Linked DNA regions of Homo sapiens: region 2 is linked to region 1. A link is a loop called in an ENCODE intact Hi-C map of the cell type or tissue named here. Cell type or tissue: A673. All regions are shown on one strand. Links, peaks and the distances in the headings refer to the core of each region. The heading gives the core; the rest is flanking DNA.

Region 1 (7,702 bases), core at 982-5,981:
AAAAAAGAGAGAAAGAAAGAAATCTTAATTGGTTGTGCTATACATGCTACACATGAAACTCAAAATTGCAACCCAAATGTCCAACAACAATGACAGACTGGATTAAGAAAATGTGGCACATATACACCATGGAATACTATGCAGCCATAAAAAATGATGAGTTCATGTCCTTTGTAGGGACATGGATGAAGCTGGAAACCATCATTCTCAGCAAACTATTGCAAGGACAAAAAAGCAAACACTGCGTGTTCTCACTCATAGGTGGGAATTGAACAATGAGAACACATGGACACAGGAAGGGGAACATCACACACCGGGGCTTGTTGTGGGGTGGGGAGAGAGGGGAGGGATAGCATTAGGAGATACACCTAATGTAAATGACGAGTTAATGGGTGCAGCACACCAACATGGCACATGTATACATATGTAACAAACCTGCACGTGGTGCACATGTACCCTAGAACTTAAAGTATAATAATAAATATATATATATATATATATATAATTGCATCCTAAACAAGAAGTTGTGAAGATGTACATATATTTTATTTTGTATATTATGCTGTATATTTTGCTCACAGTCAAAATGGTAAAACCAAATAATTTTTATGATAAGGCTGATGTGACGTCTCTCAAAACAAAACAAAATGGCCAACTAGAATATGGTAACACAGTCTTTCTGTCTTTGTTCTCCATCATTAGCTAAAATTTTAAAGTATATGGTACTTAGAAGAACTAACTTTAAGCAGCCTAAATGTAGTCTACTGATACTGCATTTTTAGCAGCCTAAGTGTAGTACACTTACTGCATTTTTAATAGTCTTATAATTTTTATTGCAGTTCTCAAAATTAATTGTATGTCTTTATTCAAAACACATAATGAATATAGCCTCACAAAACTTACCTTTAAAAATTATAAAGTAGTAAATTAAAATCAAAACTTGAAAACAGAAAAATATTAAAATTTTCTACAAACACAAAGAAAAATTGAACAAATAAAATGAAGGTACAAAGAAGTATAATATTTAATTCTGAAATTTTGCAAAGTTGGCTTTGGAATATCTCAGTCAGTGGGAGGAATCTTTTGAAGTGACTCCAGTTTTACTTGGATAAACTTATATTCTGCACCAGAATGAAATCAAACTGAAATTGCCTATGATTTGATAGTATAAAGGTTTACAAAAGTAGTCTATATAATTTTAAATAACAAAATAGAAGACAAGTTTTGACTTCCAAAATATTTGTCAGAAATTATGATTGGAAGCAAAAGCATAGCACCTGCAAAAATATATGAGCTGAAATATTTATATATTTCGTATTGAAGAAAATAGAGTTGATAATATCATTTATTTAGCAGAAATTTCTCCAAGCTTACAAGCTACTTCATTCTCTAGAGAAAAATTATTTTCTCAACTAAAAACTTTAGGATCCACAGAGACTGAGATGAGGGTTTCAGTATTTTCAAATTTATTAACCAAAAATTTTCATTTAAGATAATTTTTAGGCAAATTAAAAATAAATAGACAACATTAAAATATTTTGAACAAATACCACTGGCATTATATTAGAGTTGGATACTATAAAATTAATTAAATAATCAAAAATATATTAAATAAGTTACTACTTATACTATTTTAAATCTTCCAGTGATAAATATAAGGAAGTTTTTTGGTGTTTCATGTACATATGCTGCTTTTAGTTTTAGAAAATTGTATTTCAGAGAATTACTTTTAAATAGTACTATTTCATAGATCTAACACTATCATAACATCAATTGCTTTTTGTCAATAGTGCCTATGTCAAAATTATATAATTTAATTATTTTAGCTTTCCCTGTCATTCTCGAAAGTATTTTTTGGGGGGCATCAAATAGTATGGTCATCATAATGCTAGTACAGAAAACAAACAAACACATAAATTACACAAATAAATGTTTGATATAAATATCAAGTGGTGAGGAAAAGGAAAAGAAACTTTTGATCGAGACTATTCTAGATCAGGTGGTCACTGAAGCTATTTTGGACAAGGAAACCTTTTAGCACGTATATAGAAATGATGATGCAATTGTGAATATCTATTGGAAGAGCAATCTAGGCAAAGGCAAAATATGAAAAAAAGAAATACCTCGGCCAAAACCCAGTCTAACTTGTAGTAGTGAAAAGGCTAATGAGATTGAAGGAGAGCCAGAAAGGCCTAGTGGCTGGAAATTACATGAAATTTTAGGGAGAGCCTGGACCAGATCATAGCAAGTCTTTGTAGGTTTTCAATATTTTTTTTCTTTCTTTCTATGTGTGACAGAGAATAGTGGAAGTTTTGTGGGGTGGAGTGACATCATCTGGTTTATGTTTAAAAACTTTCTTCCAGTTGCTATGTTAAGAATAGATTGTAAGGATTGGAGCTAAAGAGGAAGGAATAATTATACAAAGAGCAGTAGGAAAAATACTAATAATTAAGAGAGAAAAGGAACTTAGCCAATTTGAACATCCTCTACATATGAAGAACTGTGCTGGACATTTACAAAAATTATCTACTATTGCTAATGGATATGTGTATATATTAGTTGATTTGCTTCAATAGTATACTGTAATTGAAAGTTTCAATTGCTTATAAGTTATTCAAGCATATATGAAGATAACATACAGATATATAGTTAAAAATAGTGCAATCTGAAACTTTCACAATTACTCTTAGGAGATTAGTGTTCAGTACTGAAATTAATGAAATGATATTATCTCAATATGCATATGCAAATATGAATAAGTAGTTAAGCTCAACAATAGCATAAGCAAAAGATTATGATAATAAGTTCCATTATCTGAATTAATGAATGGCTCACCTCACTTGATAAGGTCACGTTGAGTCCCAGTGCATCTCGTAGTACAATTTTATCATTCAGCTCTATGAATCTGCTTAACTATTTCTGTATATTTTAACAAGAAATAAAAATCACAAAGAGATAAAGGTAAGTTGCCTGTGGGAGCCTGAAAAAAAAAAATCAACCAGAATAACAAATTCTTCTTGGTTTAGAATATTCCCAAGTTGTATGCTTTTTATTTTTTTTTCAATGATTCACCATGCAGGTATTTAAATAATAAAGGAGGCATTTAAATGTTTCTTTGATTTAAATCCCTATTTTAATCTCTAGTTAAGGTTCCTCAAATTTCTTGTCTCATACATCTAGTGATTAACAAAATTATATACATGGTGACATACACATAAGATCTATGAGGACCTCACTTACTGAATATTCAAATGTGATTATTGTATTACTCTCTACCTCTGTGAGTTCCCTAAAAGGGAAACTGTGTGCCCTGAAAATAAATTTATGTGTGATTTTGTCAAATTATCCTTGGAGATAGAACCTGGAAGCAAAACATATTACAATGCCAAATGTGTTTCTCAAAAGGCCAAATAAATTAAATCTTCTTCAGGGAAAACATATAAAGGCTGGATCACAACATCCATGCTCTGCATTCAGACTTAAAGCACCAAAGTTATACAAAACTGAGTAGCCCTATCAAATCATTTCATTATTCCCTGCTAATTACACTAAAACCTCTATACTTTTCAAAGCATTTTTATTTTGTCTTCTAAATGTTAGTAGTTTAAAAATAACCATGATTTAAGCCATTATTACTATATTCTTAGCTATTATATACATAACAAAATCTCTTACTCACCCCAATTAGAGGAAGTTGCAGACACAGGTTACGGCATAGGGCAAAAAGGTTGCTGCCTAATTGAAAAAAGATGCTGTCCAGGGACCTATAAATAGCTCTTTAAAAACCTCCACCTTTGCTATCATTTTCATTCAATTTATGACTTTTAAAACTGCAGTTCCAAAACTGGGTGCCAGAGTGCCTTGGGGCACTACCATGAATTAACAGGAGCACTGAGGGATATTTTAAAGTTTCTAGGAAAACAGAGTGACATCTATTGGGCACCAGGCAAGTTACAACTGTTAACATGGGAGCTTACTACTTAATACATGAAGCTGATAGCTTTGTGCTTTGTTTTTATTTAACTTAGGTGCTTTGTGAGAAAAAACAAGAACAAAAGCAAAAAAACCTGAGACACTAAAGGTGTCATGAACTCAGAGATTTTCAGAACCACTGTTTTATACATAATTTCAGTACAACGTGCAGTGAAGCCTCAAGCTTCATAGTGAAGCATGCTAAGATCAATTTTTAAAGAAAGCATATATAATTTTAAAAATTATTTGTTTCATAAATAACTGCAATTTATTACTAAAAAATGATAAAATGACTTAATGAACATATGCCAAAAAAATAAGAAATTATAGAGATGTATCTTTATGACATCTATGTAAAGGAAAATTTTATAAAGAGATTATTAAAGATGCTGATTATAAAATTTAAAAATGTTAACTTCAACACAATACAATTTAAAACTTTTATCCATCACAAGACATAAAGTAGAAAGTACACAACAAACTGATAAAGGTATTTTCAGTAATATAATAATTAGTATCTAAACCATATAAAATTCTTATAAATTAATGAGAAAAGCAATCCAATAGGAAAAAATGGGGAGCAAAAATAATAAGCAAGCATTTCAGCAAAAGTAAATTATAAATGGTTAAAAAAGAAACAATTCTTAAACATAGAAAATGCAAATTAAAAGCACACTGAGATTTTATTTTATGCCATTTGATGGGCAAAAATTATTGTTCGATCATACCAAACTTTGGCAGAACAAGCAACTATGTGGGCACCAATATACTCATACCGGTAGTATAAATAGGTATAATTACTTTGAAAAATGATTTGGCATTATCTTGTAAATTCGAGCATGTGACAATCTTATAACCCAGCAATTTTTTCTTATTTTTTTACCTTAGAATAACTCATACACATGCCTCAAAAAAGTATACAAAATGAAATTTAAAACAGCATTATTTTTGTAACAGCAAAAACAGAAATAGCAGAGTATCTATAGACAAAGGAGTCAATAAACAAACTGAAATTTATATAGTCGAATGTCAAAGAGATTAAAAATAAACAAATTATACATGCCCAACACATTACTGAATTTTAGAACCATAATGTTAAGTAAAAAAAGCAAAGCACAAATAATATAACTACAATATATTATTTAAAAAGCTTAAAACAAGGAAAGCTATATAATCTTATGCAGACATATGATAAAACAAAAATTTTAAAAGCAAAAGAAAAAAACACACAAGTCGGGAAAGATGTTGCAATGGGGGAGATTCAAGTGTTAATGTTTTAGTTTTTAAATTAGATGATGACTTTATGGGTGGTATTGTATTATTATTGTTATGCTTTATATTTATATATTCATTAGAATAATTTTTTGCATTTTAAAATATTTATAATACATGGAAACATATGCATGTTTTCATTCAATCTTCACTAACATACTGAGAACTAATTAAATTCCATACTACTAAAAAAAACACAAATGCTTAGAATCGCTTACCCATGTCACTCATCCAATTAGAATCAAATTGGAATTAGTACCTTTCCAGTGCTCATATCACTTTGCAATGAACATCTTTTTTTCAGAAATTGCAGAACGCAAGAGGGATCTGATAGCATGAGGTTTTCCCTAGACTACTTTGTGGAATTGGTTTAATGCCATAATGGACTCATACAAACATCCTTTTAATTAATTTTAAACATGACTCAGAAATATAAGTCTTTTATTTATTTATTTATTTTTAGTGTGGCAAGTGGGAGGGGGAATGATGTTGAGTTGGTTCCATTTAGCTCCACATGTAGACAGGTTCATGAGCCATTCCTTTCTGCCATCACTGGTGGACTAAGCACATAGGCTCTCTCTTTATCTCAGATACTTGCCAACAACCTGAAACTTTAAAAGTGTTAGTGGCAGTTTAGCAGAAATGAGGGGTGTCCTCACAGGATAATTTTATTATGAATACAGCAAAGTCTCAAGACGTGCCTAAGTATCATCCCTTTTGAATGGTCAATGGAAGTTATGCTCAATGTTCATGAAAGAAGAGATGCTAAAAGAAAAGCCAATTAACTCCGCTAATACTTTGGTAAAGGCACTGTGTGATGCTTATAAAAAGAAGACTAAATGGTGTGTGTTCTCTAGCTTGAAACTCATGCAATTCACAGACTAAGAGATGGGTGGTGCTTGCTAAAATTTTAGTTGGGCAGTCTCTCTGAATGTTAACTCATGTAAGGCAAGGTCCCACTGGGGTTAGCTCTCTCTTTTCACACCCTATCAGCTTCATTACTTTATTTTTCATCCTTCTTCCAAGCCCTAGGAATTCTTTCTATCATGGGTGAAGCTTTGCTTTTATGCATAATGTAGTTTCCCTTTGCCCTCAAATTTCTTCTGTGTCATTTCTTTACTGGATAATAAGCACAGAATGTTCTCAGTTGAATCATTGCAGGACAGCCAACTGATACAACAAAATACTAGACATCATTGTTTGGATTATTCCTTCACATTATGATCTAAAATTTACTCAGGTGTTTTATTTACACTTGTAACCTGCTAAATAACTGTTGTTAGCAGAACGACTGGTAAGGCACTTTCGTTGAATAACATGGGTCTTTAATGAGATTTTTCCAGATAATTAATGTTATTGTGGGTATAAACTGCGGATATTATAAAAAACGTAATTTTATCCCCAGAATGATTATAATTAATTTTCATTTCATTCCACTTAATACTGAGATGCTATCTAAATCTAAGGTTAAAAAATACTTTGTAAGTAATAACACTATCTTTAACAGTAGACATTTATAAATAAATGTCTATGTATTGTTTGATTATTGTCTTATATAATAGGGCTTGCAACATATGATTCCATTCTTTATCCAGAAGTAATTTATATAACTAGCTTTAAATCTCCATAAAATAGTAAAACAGTATAAGGTTTAATGAAGAATGCAGATTTCAACCATAAATAGCCTTCTATTTTAATATTTGCAGTAATGTTTAGATACTAGTAGTTATGTTCTGGTTCACAGTAATTACATTGTTTTATTCTGTTCTTGAAGTACTTCACACAGGTGATTGTTTCTGCAATTGTTTTATATAAATTATCTTACAACTCATTTTGAAATGTAGATTAATGTTATGAATTACAGTAGTATTCCATAATCATCTATGTGTGGTTTGAGCAAGAATTGCCCATACAAGCCCTAATCCATGAAAAAATGCAGAGGTCGGTAGTTCTCTTCAAACCTGTTACTGAGAGTCCTTTTGCTTATTCAGTCACTAGAATATAAGATTCATAAAAGCAGGAGCTCTGTTTTGTGTGTGTGTGGGTTTTTTTTTTTTAACCATTGTTTCTCCGAATCCTAGAAAAGTGCCTTTCACATAGTCACAAAGTCCTAGGATTTAGGATTTGTAAGCACCACATAGTCGGTGCTCTGTATTCCTTAAATTGATGGATTTAGATTTGCTCTCAAGTTACTGACAATCCTGTTGCTGCAAACTTATGCCTGCCTCTGCTTATGAGTAACCTTAAACCTCAAGACTCAGAATATACCAGTGTAAGGATATAAAATTGAAATAAAAGTCTAAATAGAATCAATGAATATTCAAAAGTGTGAAAGTCATTGATATAAGGGACCAATCTCCTGTTTACTCATATAAACTTACTTTGAATAGTAGATTAAAAGTCATTAAGTACAAAAATATTGATCTAATATTCAGACATGTACAATGATGGAAAGTAC
Region 2 (7,702 bases), core at 1,832-6,831, 560 kb after region 1:
AAGAGGGGCGCTAGTCCGGACCCCGCCTTCGGTAGGGGGCGTCCTGGAGCGGAGAGTGAGGCGAATGGTATATGAGTGTGCGGGTAGCCCACCCTGAAGCCCGAGCTTCTCATTTGAGCCATCCCCGCCTAGCCCCACTCGGGCCAGCGCCTGGCGAGCGAGCCCATCTGTGGCTTCCGCGGCCGCCTCCTCCTTGCATCCTTGCACCTCCTCGTCGACCCCTCCCTCCCGGGACCTGCATCCTGCTCCACCAATCAGAGCCCGACTGCCTCTTCCCACGTGACCCCGGGCGGGCTGAGGACCTGCTGCTTCCCAAACGCCAGAGGGATGCGGGCGGCAGAGCTCGAGAGGCGGCTGCCGGGCTGCGGGGCGCCTTGACTCTCCCTCCACCCTGCCTCCTCGGGCTCCACTCGTCTGCCCCTGGACTCCCGTCTCCTCCTGTCCTCCGGCTTCCCAGAGCTCCCTCCTTATGGCAGCAGCTTCCCGCGTCTCCGGCGCAGCTTCTCAGCGGACGACCCTCTCGCTCCGGGGCTGAGCCCAGTCCCTGGATGTTGCTGAAACTCTCGAGATCATGCGCGGGTTTGGCTGCTGCTTCCCCGCCGGGTGCCACTGCCACCGCCGCCGCCTCTGCTGCCGCCGTCCGCGGGATGCTCAGTAGCCCGCTGCCCGGCCCCCGCGATCCTGTGTTCCTCGGAAGCCGTTTGCTGCTGCAGAGTTGCACGAACTAGTCATGGTGCTGTGGGAGTCCCCGCGGCAGTGCAGCAGCTGGACACTTTGCGAGGGCTTTTGCTGGCTGCTGCTGCTGCCCGTCATGCTACTCATCGTAGCCCGCCCGGTGAAGCTCGCTGCTTTCCCTACCTCCTTAAGTGACTGCCAAACGCCCACCGGCTGGAATTGCTCTGGTAAGTCCAGAACCCCCGTCCCCGACCCTTTAACTCCGCAGAAGAACACGCGTATCCAGCACAGACCAGCCTACCCTAGCGCGCCTCCTCAGCCCCTCACCTCCTACTGCCCTAGACCCCTAATACCACCCACCTCTATCCAGAGAAACAAGGGGAACTGTTGCAGGCCCGGGGGTGAGGGGTGGTTCTGGGATGGGCAGAAAGTGCAGGTGTAGCAGGAAACCTTTGCATGCTTGCGCTTACATTGGAGCTGCGAGGATTTTGAGAAATATTAAACGGGATGGTTTTCTGGGTTCACTGTTTTGAAAGAGCACCAATCCTAGGGGAAACACTGAAACAGAAGCTTTGTCATCATTAAAGAAAAAAGTCTTACTAGGATGAGGAAGAAATAACTTTATGAGAAAGAATGAGCGAGAAAGCAATAAATCAAATGGTGACTGCAGGGGAATCGCTGATTCCTGGCAAAGGTGCCATGAGGTCGCACTGGTCTCCCGTTGAAGACCAGGTCACACAGATTCTAGAGGAGCTGGGTTTCAATAGAATTTCTCTCTCTCTCTCTCTCTCTCTCTCTCTCTCTCTCTCTCTCTCTCTATCTATCTATCTCTCTCTCTCTCTCATTCCCTTCTCTCCTAGGCGGCAAAAGACATTGGTTTTGCAGTCCAGATATGCCCCTCTCTTTGCTTCCCTAAGCTTCAAGGTAGTACAGGGGAGTTGAGAAAAAGAACACTTTGCGGGTCTCCCAGGCCGGAGTGGGCATGACTGAGGCTGGTCAGGCTCCATGTAGGCGAGCCGAGGGCGGAACCGACTTCAGTGGGCGCTGACTCCTCCATTTCTGGACAGGCTTCTGTGGAGTGGGTCAGGCACTCTTCTTGCTCGCTCGGGTTCCTTCAGATTCTGACGGCGAACGCTTGGCAGGCTTCGCTCTGCTGAAGCTTCCTAATTAAATAGGGCCAGAGGATGGGAGTTGCTGCACTCCTAGCTGGCATAGCATTTCGGTTTGACAGCCTGTAGTATACTGGGCAGAATTGTGGTGTAATTTCCTTGGCATTTTAAACTCCGTTAACATGCCTGGGTATTGTCCCCTAGGTGTGGTCTGTTCTAGTTTTAGCAAGTGTGTATGTAATTTTTCATCTTCTGTGAATATAATTTTGCTGTAGTTAAATCTGGCTCTGAATAAAGTGTCTTTCAAAGATGTATATAAGCTGAAGTGTATGTAACTTTAGAGAGGAGGGAATGACCAACTGTAACTCAGGGTGAAAGCCTGTATAGTTCCTAGTTATTACTGATGTAAATGCCAAAAGGAAAATTATTATGCATCATTCTAATTTATCCTTTACAAAGACAAGTTGAGATATGCAACCCTATTAGATTTGGGTCAATAGATTGTTCTCTTTTTTGGCAGTTTCTAAATTTGGCATTTTAATAAAACTCAACATGTTTCTATAACTTCTTGATTCATGCGTACATGTGTGTTGTTTTTGAAAGAATAAGTTTCACTTTGCTATTGCCTAATCACTTTTTAGATGCTTTATTATGGTAATAATTATGAGCCTGCAAAAACAATTTTTGGAAATGTTGATGGCTTTGTAGTCCAACACAGACTGGTTTGCTTCATTCCTAGCCCTTGCATTGTTTTAGGAAATAACTAACTTAAATGTGAAGTTGACATTTGCAATCAAGAAATTACATATTTACCAGATATTTTAAAGGGGACTGCATAAACTAAAGAGAATAAACTGGTTTTGCAGATAGGTTGTCAAGAACTTGGCACCCCGCTTCCACCCCTGTTAACTTAGAGGTGATCAATCTTCATTTGAGCCAAACAGACCATCACAGAAAACACTGTGCCTGTTTATCTTTATTATTGAGGCTTTGTTTCCTCTTTGTCTGGATACATTTCAAATAAGGGGTTGTTTCAGTCGTTGAAGCAAAAGAACAATTAAAGATGGGGAAATGGTAAAAGGGTATTCAGAGATCATCACTAGCTCTTTTCCAAAATGTGGAGTTTTGTGGTCATAAATATTGTCCACCTAATGAGCAAAAAATAAAAATAAAAAAAAAACAGGAAGCAAATGTTAAGCTTTCATTCACCACTGTCAGTATTAACGCAAGCTTTAAAAAATAGCACTATCAGAAAAGGATACTAAAGGAGAATTGACTAGAAAAGAATTGTGGAAAATGGAAACGAATATTGATCACTTAACTAGATTTTGAGGTTATCAGTAGACAGTGACCTTGCAGTACAGCTATAGTTGTTGGATTTAAAATTTAGGACAAGTATTTTAAAGCTTCAAAGTAGTGCTTTTTTTTGTTAAAAATCTGTAAGATGTTTTAATGACTGGAGTGTTCTCTTTGAATTTGAGGTTATGATGACAGAGAAAATGATCTCTTCCTCTGTGACACCAACACCTGTAAATTTGATGGGGAATGTTTAAGAATTGGAGACACTGTGACTTGCGTCTGTCAGTTCAAGGTAAGAAGTCTTATATTTGCATCTTCTAATTCATTAATGAGACTGCAAAGCAGGAATCTTCCTTTACAGCCTATCACTTGGAAATTTATAGCTATGCAAGCTAAGAGGGAAGCTGGCACCAAGCAAAAGTACTAGCAAGAGAGCCAACTGATGTCAAGAAGACATACGCTTTTTGGAGAAATGTATATGCCAAAGTTATAAATGCTGCTGGAGGTAGAAAGCTTCAGGTTGTGCTTTTGGGATGTCAAAGGAAAATTATGTTTCTCTGACCCTTCTAGCATCACTTTAAAAGTGAATTGACTGGGGATAATAGTCAAAATAGGGGGTAAGAAGTGTGGACTTATTCTTTTGTTCTTTTTGATTGGGGCTATCATCTTTTTATCTTATTGCTATCTGTTTTAATGGTCTTGGCCTTTATTATCCTTGCAACCTGACTAGGTTTTTAAGGTAACTCCTTATTAGTGTAACCTCAACACTTTGTTCTAATTTGGAAATCATGGAACTTATTAATTAGTGTATATCAGCTTTTTCATAGATACCACACTCAATTAGAACTGAATCCCCTAGGAATCCAGAAGAGCATTTAGATCCACAAGTCATTTTATGAACATCAGGAAATGTACTTTTTCTTGTGTTAATTTCTTTTAACTAACAAAGAGAGAAAGAAGTTGCACTACTGGCATGATCAAAACTGGGTTATTAGTATCTATTAAAGATAGAACTTTTAGTGTCATTAGTATAGTCATTAGCTAACAAATGCTTTCCACCATGTAAGTTATAAAACTTTTCCTCTCAAAGTGTTCATATAATCATGCAGAACTTCAAGTAGCATGGATGTTGTACTAATAGCCTATATTTGCCCTTGAGTATTTTAAGTTACTTTTAAAAATACTTTTAAAATCTGACAATATGACTCAACCAGGAAATATGCACATAAACAAAACTGTATGTGAGATAATGAAAACTTTTCTAAGATTGTAAGAATAAAAATGATATAGAACAAATAAAAACAATAAACTCAAATTTAGACCTAGATATCTGGTTAATAAGTAATATTTAGAATTATTGATGAAATTTAAATATTTTAGATGGAATTCAACCTCCCACTAAGAAAGAGAAGAGAATTCACATTTAAATAAAGTTTAAGTGGCTTTTAGAAATGCTAAAACCTTCTTAGACATTATTTTATTCTTTCTAAGAAACATAATAAGACAACTGATATTTGTAAAGTGCACCACCTCCTGGTGGGTAAGTAGTGCTCTGACTGTACAGTTTTTTAGACCATACCATAGTGTCAGAAACATATTCTTGCATATTTAATATGCATGTAACGTCAACTTCTAAGGTCTGCAGCCACATTAAACAGTGCCATTATGTACTTCCAATGAACTACATGAGAGAGATAGAGTATGAGAACTCCCCAATTCATACTTACCCAAATGTTAACTAAACAGGAAAAAAGCACAGTTGGATAAATCATTAATTAAAGTCCCAGAGAATTTTGTGAATTTTTTCCTTCTTTCCCTTTGTGATTTCCATAAATTTGTCTTATTTTCATAACCATGGGTAGACAAAAGCAATGAACTCATAAAAAGTATCAAATGAACCAGGAAAAACATTCCTGAAATGTAAAGCCATGGTTCTAAGATTTCACCAGGAGAAAAAAAAAAGGGGTTGACAGAACTCTAAAGGGATGAATGCTACGAAATGAAAATAAATAATTTTCTTATTAAAGGAATTGTTTTCATTTTATAGGTGCCACAGAAGATTTTGGTAAAACTTTTATCAACAAAAATATTTGTGTTTTTCATACATTGGCCAGTCATGTTTGTCATTAATTTAAATAATCGTTAAGTGGAATAGATGGGGGAGTGGAAACGAATGCAAGTCTGTGTAAGAAACTAAAATGTAAATTGTTTTTTTGTAATCCTTGTGGCATTTTAAATGTACTAGTGTACTACTACTGCTATTAGTTTGTGCTTTGCAATAGTTGTCAATCTGGCAAGAAAAAATAAACATCTCCCTAGTGGAAAATGTAGACTTTGCACATACCAAGAATATAGAGTGGCTGAATTAAGTTGAAAATCAAAGAAAAGTATAAGTTGCATGAAGAATAATAAATAGGATATTTTAAGCTAAGAGTCTCTTGAGTCCATCTTTTCCCAATACATGAATTTGAGTTTTTGGTGTTTGTTATTTTAGCCCTAGTATCTGATAAAAAGGGAGAGGTATTGAAAATCTATTTTCCTATATATTATCCTAAACTTCTGTTTCTTTCTCTGCTGCCTTTTCAGGTACAAGCGTGCATTCCTTTTTTTTTTTTTGGAATTTTTGGAGACAAGGGTCTTGCTCTGCCACCCAGGCTGGATAGTGGTGATGCCCTCTTGGCTCACTGCAACCTCCACCTCCTGGGTCCCAGCAATTCTTGTGCCTCAGCCTCCCGAGTAGCTGGGAATACAGGTGCACTCCATCATTCTCAGCTAATTTTTTTGAATTTTAGTAGACACACGGTTTCACCACGTTACCCAGGCTGGTCTCAAACTCCTGCCCTCAGGAGATCCACCCGCCTCGGTCTCCCAAAGTGCTAGGATTACAGGTGTGAGCCACCACACCCAGCCTGCAATCTATAGTCTTTCTAGCTGAGAGATAAATTTCAAAGAGAAATGGGCATATATTTTTATACCTATAATGTTTTCAATTTGCCTTATCACTGGAACACTAAAGTAAACATTATTAGCCTTCACCTCTCTTAGACGATTTTAAATAAACTGATTTCTGTCCTTCAAACATATTATCTCATTTATTTCTCACAACCCGGTGAGATAATTGTTTTCTCCCCCCTTTTTTAAACTTTTATTTTAGGTTTTGGGGTACATGTGAAGGTTTATTACATATGTAAACATGTGTCACGGGGGTTTGTCGTACATATCATTTCATCACCCAGGTATTAAGCCCAGTAATTATGAGGATGAAAATTTGGAGACAGTAGATGGACAGATAGATAGATAGATAGATAGATAGATAGATAGATAGATAGATAGATAGATAGATAGAAAAGCGGGGAGGAAGGAAGGGAGGGAGGCAGAGAGGGAGGAAAAAAGGAAGGGAGATGCATGCAGATATTTATAGATAACCCTGGTCATGCAGTGATCAATAACCACTTTATAATTTAAAAATATGATGAAGCCTTATGTTTTTCAGGTATTACCTAATTCAGATACTAAATGTTTTTATTTAATAAGTCGTGCTTTAGATCTACAAATGTTCTTATTAGTAAAGCTGCGTAACAGACTGCCCAGTACTTAGTGTCTTAAGACAATGAATATTTATTTTGTTGATGAATCTGCCATTTTGGTAGGGCTTAATCGAAACAGCTCACCTCTGCTCTCTTTGGCATTAGCTGATGGTGAGGGGAGGGAATTCAAAGGCTTGGTGCTATACCGATCTGAGGGTTCTCACTCATATGTCTGACTGTCAGCTGAAGACCTTGGTTCTTCTCCATGTTGATCTCTTTGCACGGGCAAGTTTTGTCTTCCTCATAGCATAGTGGCTGAGTTTCAAAGTCAAGCATCCAGAGAGAAAGAAAGAGCCAGGTAGAAGCTATATCCGTTAATGACCTAGCCTGGGAAGGCACACAGAGTCATTTCCACCATAGTCACAGGCCTGTCCGCTCTTAAAATCATAATTTTTTTACATTTAAGGAAATATAAATCACAGAAAAGTAAAAATTACTTATGGAATGGCCAAAGGATTGGAACATATGCAGATTTTTTTAATCTTTTTTCCCTTTTGGAAGAAAAATATACCATATCCCAAGCCATTCTTCTTAAGCCTTTGACAACTGGGAATATAACAGAATTGACTTAACATCTGTTGAGCACCTTCTACATGCCAGACTCTGTGGAAGGTGCTGGCAATATATAAAACATAAGTCATACATAAGCTTCTAGATGCTGAAATCTCAGCTCAAAAAACCTGTATTAATCAAACAAGCAATAAATCCCATGAAAAACTTCTCACATAATGTTTATTAATTTGTAGCAAAAATGAATTTCATGCATTCTAGTGTGCCAAGTAATTGAATCCACTAGTGTGGTGGGTAGCCCATTTTGGAACAGAATTCTTCTACTGAAAAACACTTATTTGGAAAATAAACATAAGATTTTTAAAACATAGAAAAATAGAATCACTTTCTCCCCTGAGAGGAAGTTTGTACAACACATACGTTTATGGACCTAACCATCTGAACTTGAGTCTTGTTTTTCCTCTTACCAGGCAACTGTGTGGTCTTTAGCAGGTCACTTAACATCTGAGTCCGTCCCTTCAT

What was found. Peaks named below come from ENCODE experiments on the same cell type or tissue, not always from the same donor. Only the 100,000 strongest peaks of a DNase experiment are listed, where the experiment ranks them.
Region 2: a loop joins it to region 1, with 2.7 times the contacts of the local background. A loop is called at or near these places in 6 of 110 quality-filtered maps.

The regions. Positions count from the first base shown.
Region 1 is chr2:192,746,006-192,753,707 of GRCh38, reverse strand. It overlaps PCGEM1 (PCGEM1 prostate-specific transcript), which reads right to left and starts at 3,863. Exons shown (of 4, transcript NR_152587.1): 1 at 3,680-3,863; 2 at 2,836-2,919. In A673, for the core only: a CTCF peak has its summit at 3,930 (motif pointing left); a DNase peak (open chromatin) is centred at 3,907; H3K27ac peaks cover 1,233 bases.
Region 2 is chr2:192,187,553-192,195,254 of GRCh38, reverse strand. TMEFF2 (transmembrane protein with EGF like and two follistatin like domains 2) reads left to right here and starts at 322. Exons shown (of 10, transcript NM_016192.4): 1 at 322-902; 2 at 3,266-3,375. The coding sequence starts at 731. RefSeq lists an enhancer at 1-376. In A673, for the core only: a CTCF peak has its summit at 4,628 (motif pointing left); a DNase peak (open chromatin) is centred at 4,604; H3K4me3 peaks cover 642 bases.